2 separate regions of the Homo sapiens genome follow, and region 1 is linked to region 2. Evidence: chromatin loops called from intact Hi-C (ENCODE). Cell type or tissue: GM12878. All regions are shown on one strand.

Region 1 (5,000 bases), 230 kb before region 2:
TAGAGGATGGGAGGAGGTCACAAAGCTTGTAGAAAACTGCATAGTTAGAAGTATTCCTAGAGCATTTCCTCTTTTTATAAAAATGCATAATATGGTTAACAATTACAATGTTAATTCCAATTTTTCTTAGTAAACTAAAAGAAAAATCACATAGAATGTATTTTTTTAAGCAAAAGAGCATTTATCTGCTTCAATCTCAAAGTGGTTTGTATTTAACATACGGAAATTTTTGTTTTTATATTTGTTACCTAGAAGACTGTGCGGTTTTTGTGTCCTTTGCCTTGGAAAAATTTTTTATAATTTCTATGATACAGAAAACTTTTCTATATATTTAAGTGGTCAGTTGTATTATATTTATTCACACCTGCTTATAAAATCTTTTAAAATGTCCGTATACTGTATAAAAATCTGTCTTTCCCCTTCCAGTTGGTCAGGTACAGAAAAAAAAAGAAATTTAAAATATAAAGAGGTTTAGGCATCAAAGATAGACTAAGAGATGTAATATTTATCTAGCAGAAGTTCCACAAGAAAAGACAATGGAAAGAGGATAAACTAAATTAAAAGGAATAATACGTGATTTTTCCAGACTGATAAATAAACAGTTCCTCAGATAGAGATAGAAGAAACATGAGTCTTGAACAATAAATAGAAAAACTGCAGAAAAACCAAGATGAAGGTAAAAATATTAAAAGAAGCATTGATGAACCATAAATTATAAGCAATGATTCACAAGAATTATAATTTGTCTGAAGCAAATTTTACATTAGCAAAAACTGATTGTAGAAAAAAAAACCTTGACAATACTGAGAGAAAATGGCTATCAACACAAAGTATCATTTAATAATGAGGCTAAAATAAAGATATTTAACACAATGGTGGATTCTTATCACTCATAGAATTTATCTTAAAGAACCATTAGATGATGACATTTATTAAGAAAAAACTCATCCCAGAAAAGAGCTACGGTTTTTTTTTTTTTAGTTGAAGTCTTGCTCTGTTGTCAGGCTGGAGTGCAGTGGCCTGATCTCAGCTCACTGCAACCTCTGCCTCCCGGGTTCAAGCAATTCTCCTGCCTCAGCCTCCCATGTAGCTGGGATTATAGGCGCATGCCACGACACCGAGCTAATTTTTGTATTTTTAGTAGAGATGGGGTTTCACCATGTTGGCCAGGATGGTCTCAATCTCTTGACCTCGTGATCCTCCAGTCTTGGCCTCCCAAAGTGCTGGGATTACAGGCGTGAACCAGTGTGCCTGTCCTATAGTTTTTTTTTTTAAGAAGATATATTTACATAAATATTTGTGTAAAATATAATAATTTAACAGTGATAAAGACACATATGGAATTTTGAGTACATAGGGAAACTAATATACTAGGCAAAAATTACAAAGATATGTGGGTCAAAGCATTCTAAAACCCTTTTGTTGTTTAAGAGTAAAACAGAAATATTATCATACACCTTTAGGAAGTCAAGTATGCACATTAAAATTTTAAGGGTAACAAATAAAAGAATAGGATCTTATATAAAGTTAGAGTGAAGGTGAGTGACCTGAAAGGAAAATCTAATGATATTGTTTAGAATGCACTAAAAAATAAGCATATGTAAAAATTAAAGAGATTTTAAGATACAGAGATTTAGAAAGTTTAAGAAATCGCTAATTGAAGTTCCAGAGGAATAGAACAATAAAAAGAGAAAATATTTGAAAACATACTGAGACTATTCTAGAGTTGATAAGAGATTATAATTTGCAAATTCAAGAAGTCAAATAATTAAAAGCATAGCTACATTGTGTAAGGCTATATTATTATTCCCAAATACTTGCTACTCCTTCCTGCAGAGGAAAATATCTGTTCACCCAGTGGATATTGGGTGTGGTAACGTAACTTGCATTAGTTAATGAAATAAAAGCAGAAGCAGCACATGTCTCTTCTGATTAGAGGCTTAGGAGCTAGCATGTTTTGCCATTCTTTCTTTTTCTTTTGCCGTAATTACTGGAAATGCCCTAAATTAAGGCTCTTCTGTCAGCCTAGATGTCACATTAATGGAACATGGTGCAAAGCCATGGGTAACTTGTAATCGATGTGTGGCATAGAGGAGACATTAACATTTGTTGCTCTATTTATTGATATATATTTGAGAGGTTTGTTGTTAACACTTTTAAACTAGACAGCAGTTCTCAATAGACAGAGATTTTGCCTCTCAAGGAACATGTCAATGTCTGGAGACATTTTTGGTTAGCACAGCTAGACGTTGTGGTGCTACTGACATCTAGAGGACAGTGGCCAGGAGCGCTACTAAACATCCTACAAGATACAGGACAGCCCCCACAACAAGACTTTTTCAGCCCATAAGATGTCATCGGTGCCAAGGCTGGCAACCTCTGATCTAGCCTATCCTAACGATTTTATATACCCAGACACATTATAGTGAAACTGCAGGTCACCAAAGACACAGTGTTGTTAAAAGCAACCACAGCAAATGGACTGATTATAATAAAAATACTATAAAAAGCAAGATAGGCTTCTTTAAGTTCCACATTATAAGCTTTTCAACCCAAGGACCAAAGTTGGACTCACACTTAGATAGGAAATTTTCGGTGAAATGAACATACATATATCAAAACATAAAAGAGAGAAATTTGCAAATTCATGTGTCCACATTATTCCCGAGCCAGACTCTGGCTACTGTGTTGATTGGTGTTGAAAATTAATGACTTTGTTGTATTCCGTGATAATGTGCAGTCATAAGATAAAGCATTTTAAGGTATTTTCCATTATGTGACCCATCAATGAAAAATTCATTATTTAAAATCCCTGGGAAAATTAATAGATATACCAATTACATGCACAACAAATGGAAATATAAAAATAACCTTTATAATTCATTCACTATGAATTATTATGTACTTTGGCCAAAGGTGACCAATAGCCACATAGAGTCAAGGTTTAAATTTATAATTATGATTTTTTTTTAATGTTGATATCAGGGATTATAGAGAAAAGATAGCAAACAAATTAAAGTTATGAAGAGAATACAAAGCATGCAATCCTGACAGCATACAAATTGGTTTCACAGAGCATTTTGGTCTAGATGTTAATGAGAATTTGTTGGACTAGTTTCATCTGTGATTTTAATAGTCTTCATATATTTATTTTACTCCACGTATTTTCTCACAGCACAGGTGTTGCATGTAGGACAAGTTGACACAATTAATAGTTACTTTTCTCAGACTGACAGTTTAAATATATCTTGTGATCGATAATAACTGGACATATTACTTATTTTCCAGATGTCTTCATGCAGTATAAGAAAACGAGCAAATAAATAAAATGGTTTTTTCCTCAACAACTTGAAAAAAATTAAAGTAGAAAAAACTTTATTTTAATTTCATTTTGTCTGTATTTGAACCTAACAATCACTTTCTGAAATACTTCTCTCCCTTTTTTTTTTCAGAGACAGGGTCTCACTCTGTTGCTGAGGCTGTAGTGAAGTGGCAGAATCATAGCTCTCTGCAACCTTGCACTCCTGGGCTCAAGCAATCCTGATACCTCAGCCTCTCGAGTAGCTGGGACTATAGGAATACGCCACTGTACCTGGCACTCCATATTTTTCTAAATGTTTGTTTCAGATGATGTTCTACCCATAACGTACTCACTCAGTACCACAAATTACTATTTGATATTTTGTTTTCACATTAAAATTGTCTTTATGAAAAACAAATAGAACTGAATTTTGTCAAGTCTTAAAAGTGATCTCTAGAATGCCTCTGTATTCCATTTGCAAATATGTACTACCAAGACTTTATTTTGAGAATTGTACTATGAAAGCCTTTACATGCGGTTGTCAAAGCGGTAAATGAAATAGGATGTGCAGAAAAAGAAAACATAATAATAGTAATAATAATAATAACAACAGCTCAAAGAGAGGTCTGGTCTTCGTTTTTAGTTACTTGGAAGTAACTTCTAAACACTTGGAATTTTGAGAGTGATTGGAATGTCTTTGTTATTCATGGTAATCCCCTCGTACCACATCTGATAATTAATGCCAATGAGATGACTCAGAAAGGAGCAAGCCATGCCAGAAAGACAAAACGTATGATTGTAGTTTTGTCTAGTTTTGGAGTTTGGGGCCAAGTGATATCAGCCTCACCTCCCAGGATTGGGGTGCTAGAGATCAAGCTCAACTGTGTGGATGCTGATTCCATTAATCCTGACTATGTAATGAAACCCCAATAAAATCACTAGCCCCTAGAGACTCTGATGAGCTTTCTGGGTTGCCAATACTCTGGTCATATTGTCACACATCTATCTATTTGTAGAGCTTAATGCACGCCTGATGCAAAGAGAGATTCAAGTTTTGGGATCCTCCCAGTTTCCATCCTACGCATTTTTTTCTTTAGATGGTTCTAATTTGTATCCTTTGCTATAATAAAACTGTAATTGTAAATACAGCACTTCCTGAGTTCTATGACTTGTTTTAGTGAACTGTTAAACCTGAGGGTGGTTGTGGGAATCCCCAAATGTGTAGCCAGCTGGTCTGAAGTGAGGGTGGCTCTGGAAACTCCCAAACTGTCAGTTAGTGTCTGAACTGAAGGTGATATTGTGGGGACAGTTCTCTTAAACCTCACAGTTGGACAGTCTCATTGAGTTGGCGTCTTAGACAAATTTGACAGTTGGAGAACTGTGCCTTTAACCTTGAGTTATGCTAACTCTGGATAGAAAATGAAGTCTTAGATTTTTTAGTAGTTTGCTCCAAATCTTCTAATATCTGGAGAATTTGAGATCTGAATTTGAGACCCTGCAGGGTGATCTGATTCCAGGATCCATCCAAGAACTTTAAGCTGTTTTAGAAAACTGCAGAATAAAAAGATAGTTTGGATTCCCCCTGAAGACCTTGAGACAAAGATATAAGTGAAAATAGTGGTTTTGGGAGGTGCAATAAATAACAGTTGGAGGATGGAGAATTGAGCCAGAAAGAAAAGGCAGCCAGTGTTATGTGTTA
Region 2 (5,000 bases):
TGGCACGAGGTGGAGTTTGGTGGGGGCAGTCGGAAGAGAGTCGGAAGAGAGCCGGATGCCCCCGAGTGGCCCAACTCCAGGGGACAACCATCTCCCTTCTGACTGCCCCATCGGCGGAGAGCTACTTCTACTCAATAAAACCTTGCGCTCATTCTCCAAGCCTATGTGTGATCGGATTCTTCCGGTACACCAAGGCAAGAAACCCTGGGATGCAGAAAGCCGTCTGTCCTTGTGATAAGGAAGGGGGTCTGAGAAATTGAGCTGATTAACACAAGCCGCCCATGGATGGCTAAACTAAAAGCACCCTGTAACACATGCCCACTGGGGCTTCGGGCTGTAAACACTCACCCCTAGACACTGTTGTACGGTTGGAGCCCCACAGCCTGCCCGTCTGTATGCTTCCCTAGAGGTTTGAGCAGGGGGACACTGAAGAAGCGAGCCACACCCCTATCACATGCCCTGTGAGGGGGACAAGGGAACCTTTCCTGTTTCAGTATCAGCATATAAAGGAACAAAAAAAAAATTTTTTTTGAGAGAAAAAAATATGCTAAGCAAAACAGACCTTTTATTATACCACCAGAATAATAGTTGATAAGCAATGAAATATCCCCCAAACTGTAGATCCATAGCTTTATACCTGTCGAACCTAGCACACAGTTCAAATTGTATTGCAGGGGTTTTAACAAGATGCTCAGAGAGAAATGATACACATGACACTATTAGCGGATACAAAACCTTGGTGCCCAGAAGAAGAATATATTGTTGATTAGTTTTCAACCAACCTGATGGCTACAGCTAGATCTACGGATATAGGTCACAGTAATTAAAAGGGCCCAATCTTTTCCCTTTTTATATGAGACAGTATAAATCCTCACATGTTGATGAATTCTTGATAAATCCAGTTTTATTCAGAGTGAATGATGCAGTCAGATCTTTCTAATCTAGTTTTTATAGCACTTGTACATAGTAAGCGATGGGTGCTGTGATCTAGAACATATATATTGCCCTTTTTAATATTTGGAAAGCAAAATTTTGTTTCTACTCAGATGAATAATAATCAAACAAAAGGAACAAAAATTCCCCCAGTAAATGTGAAGAGGGTAGTTCAAACAAGATTAAATTGAACAATGTAGGATTTTTTTGAGCATCTCCTAGTGGCAGCATATCTTATACTTTTGAAAACAGTGGTCAAACTTGTAATAAGCTTTCTTTCATCTATTTTGTCATTAATTTGGATGATACTGATGATAAACTTTGACTGAACTCCACAGAGAAAATCAAACAGATCATTCCAAGGAATTTGTAAATTTTTTTTTTACCATATATTAGTGGACAGGATTTAAGTATATAAAATGCACATATCACTTTTTCTCTATCCCTTCCCTTTTCGTTTTTGGAGACAGTGAGAGGGATGGTAGTGGGAATGTGGTAATGAGGATAAGGTACTGAGATCCAGGACAGGAACTAGAGTGAGGAGAGTTAGGCACTTGCCTTGAAGAGTAAAATGAAAGAGGGACCCCCAAACTCAGTCGTCCAGATAATATTTTAATGCAGTATTTTTAAAAAACCCACAAAAATAGTGAAAAAGATTCATGATAAACAAAATATCCACTTTTAAGTAAATACGGAGTAATGTTACTTATTTTTTCTTTTGTGTCAGGCTCTGATATGGTTTGCTCAGTATTGTTGAGAACTCTGTTCAAAAATTCATTTTCTAAGAATCATTAATTTTGAAAATAAAACATAAATTCTGATAGCACCAAGACCAGTATCAGTTTTATTTTTATGAACATTTACATTTACATAGTTATATAAGTAAGTAAATATTCGGGCACAATATACAGCAAGACATTTAAGAAAATGAAGAGAAAGGAGACTAAGTTTCATGTCTTTAAGAAATTAATTTTTTTAAGATTTTAATCATTTTTTCTAATTATAGGTAAATATATGGTTATTGTAACTGATTCCAAAAATACAAGAAAATATGAAAAATAAATGGCCAATAACTCTACAATCTAGAAATAAAGTTGTAAATATTTTGATGTGTTGGTTTCTAGATTTTGTACTTCACTTACATGCAAATATCTTTTAAAACAAAATATTGGATTTTTAGTTTAATAATTAATTTTTTCCTTGAAAATGGAAACTACGGGTTAGTGGGAATATAGACAGTTTTGAGACCAAAGAGGCATATTAAAACTGCCTTTCTAAAGCTTACGTTAAATTATTCCCCATCCTCAAGTAATGTGTGATTTAGCCTGTTTCTTTGAATACATAACAAGTTCTATCCTTTTTATTTTTGACAGTCTGAAGATGGCAATTAAAAAACAAACAAAACAACACTGTGAGCCCATTGTTGTTTAAAGCCATCTATTCATCTTAAGATTTCATGGCATACTAATAACACTATTTATAATCACCTTTGTCACACTTTATTATTTATCAGTTTCAGTTCCTCTTTTTTGTTCTCTTTATACTAAAATCACCTACAGGGAAATATTTACAACTTTTTCATGTTGGTTTAAGCCTTTCCTACAGAGTTTTTGCTTTAATACTGACAGACCAAAAGCTTCACCATGGCTCAGTTTTACTTTGTTTTGTTTGCTCCTCAATCCTTATAATATTGTTAAATTTTTCTTTAAGATGTTAGACTTTTCTCAGAATATATTCAGATTTTGATTACTTATCCATGTAATTATATGGGAAACTGTACATTCACATCTCAATTCAGACCATGAAAGCTTACTTCTACTAAGTATTCCCACGGTGATACCCTTCCATTTGCTATTCAGGAATACCACTTACCTGCAGATCCATCATTTGCTTCTGGATATTCCCATGCACAATGGAAGATTTTCTTTCTTGTTTTAAAATTTTTAAAAATTCTGTATTTAGTGACTTGTTTACAGAACGTGTTCCCTTTTTTAAAAAAATTTAAACAAAGTTCATCAGTCTCTCATAGAAATGGTTTTTGTGTGTGTGGGTTTTTTTTGTTTTTGTTTTTGTTTTTCTCCATTATAGGACGTGAACCTGACAAAGTTGTTCACAGGTCCGCTAGCTTTAAGTACAACGGGATTTCTGTATTCAAAAGACTATACTCAGTGCTTAATCAAATCCTGTCACACTAAAGTCAAATTTAGTTCTCTAGGAATCAAAGTCTACGTTCTTTCAAGACTATTTCCCACATCAGTGATATGATTATCAGCTTTTATAATTCTGCTATTTATTACTTCAATTATATTTCAAAATTTTAACATCACATTCTTTTTTTCAAAAAGTTTCACAAATATCTTACTTAGAACCATTTAAATGTCTACTTCCTTGTAATTCAATTCACGTTTAATCCCCTCTTGTATTTTTCTTGTCATCTCCCTTTCCTTCTTTGTTTCACAATAATTACATTTTATTGATTATAAAGCAGATGCTATATGAGATTTCCTTTTGTTTTCAGTAATGATTCTTTCTTTTATATTACGTTCTTTTACTATGTTTGCTGTAGAATATTTTCATAGACACATATAGGCTTCATTTCTGTGTGTATACTGTGGCTTCTGTTAACTTAAATTCTGGATCAAATTTTACCCTAATATTGCTTTCATAAAGAAGGTTGCTAAACTGTTTCTGGGGCTTTTTCTTTAACATTTAGATAGAATTGAGACTGATTCTTCAGTCTCAAGTTAGGAGCCTTGTTTGCTAGTTCATTTAGGAGAGTTGGGAGGGAGGCAAAAACATGGAAAATTTTACTAGATAACTTCTGCAAGATTTCTTCCTAATTTTGTCGGAATTCATATGCACAGGTCCAGGCCCAATAGACCTAGCCACATCTTTTTGCAAACTCATGGATAGCTCTGTTTGGTCTTTCTCATGATAAGAACTATTAAATATAATGTATTTTTGGTGCAAAAATAACTGCGGCTTTTGTTAAAAGTAATAGCAGAAACTGCATTACTTTTGCACCAACATAATAGTTTCATAAGGCTGTATCTCCAGAGTCTCTGATGCTATTCTCTCCCAAACGATATCTACACTTAAATGCCTACCTCAAAATTAACATTTAAATATGAAACATTAATCTTTCTCTATATTTTCTTCTCTGATTTGCCCATCACAGTGAATGCCACTATTCAATTGGCCAAGCCAGAATAAAAGTATCATTTTTTTACTCATCCTTCTTTGTCACTCCCTCAAAATAACAATTTCCAAGTTTTTTCAATTTAACTTCTATTGTGTGGATTACTGTGATAACCTCTTTACTAGTCTTACTACATTTAATCACAACCACCTTCAATTCTTTCTCTCCACAGTGGATATAGTGATTTTTCTAAAATAAAATACCATTCAATTATTGGATAAAAAGGAACACCTCCTTATCAAGCTTTAAAAAAGGCCATGCTGTTACAAACTATTATCGAATTCTTCCTGAATTGAGTGTACTGTTTATATGTCCAGGCTTCCTCCATACTACCCCCTTCCTCTGATTGCACTGCATCTATAATAAACTATTTCGGGTCATGAAATGAATTATTCTCTCACCCCCAACCATTGCACATGGTCTTCATTCTCTACAGAATACTCTTCCTGCTCATTGCCTTTCATTTCCTCACCCTGCTCCCTATACAGCTGCCCTTTATTATGTTCCCACATCATTCTGCATTTCCAACAACATCGTACTCTTCTTAATAGATTATAACTGCTTGTCTAATTATTAATTTCCCCTGAAAAATATAAATTCTGTGAGGAGAGAATCTGTCTGGGCATCAATGTGTTGTAGTACCAGCCTCTGTACCCAGTGCTGAAGGCCTTAGCTTGGGCTGCCACCATAGACTCCATTTATTGCAGGCAATTGAGGCTGCCCTGGATATTGGCATCTTTTCAGTATCTAAAGTGATTTTAGCTGAGTATTCCTTATGTGTCGTTTAGGACTCTCCTCATTGTAGGTGATAGAAGTTCTACTTTAACTTACTTTCAAAAGTGACGATGTGTTGGAAGATTAGGGGCAA

What was found. Hi-C counts contacts between places; a loop is a spot of excess contacts. Peaks named below come from ENCODE experiments on the same cell type or tissue, not always from the same donor. Only the 100,000 strongest peaks of a DNase experiment are listed, where the experiment ranks them.
Region 1: it touches region 2 in a loop (3-fold over the local background); 1 of 110 quality-filtered maps calls a loop at or near these places.

Annotation. Positions count from the first base shown.
Region 1 is chr4:155,970,014-155,975,013 of GRCh38, forward strand. No RefSeq gene overlaps it. Among named protein-coding and RNA genes, the nearest start is that of CTSO, 19 kb to the left of the region's middle. In GM12878, a CTCF peak has its summit at 2,265 (motif pointing left); DNase peaks (open chromatin) are centred at 2,238, 4,088 and 4,568; H3K27ac peaks cover 1,219 bases.
Region 2 is chr4:156,198,816-156,203,815 of GRCh38, forward strand. No RefSeq gene overlaps it. Among named protein-coding and RNA genes, the nearest start is that of CTSO, 250 kb to the left of the region's middle. In GM12878, no CTCF peak of the experiment used is centred here; a DNase peak (open chromatin) is centred at 2,426; H3K27ac peaks cover 621 bases.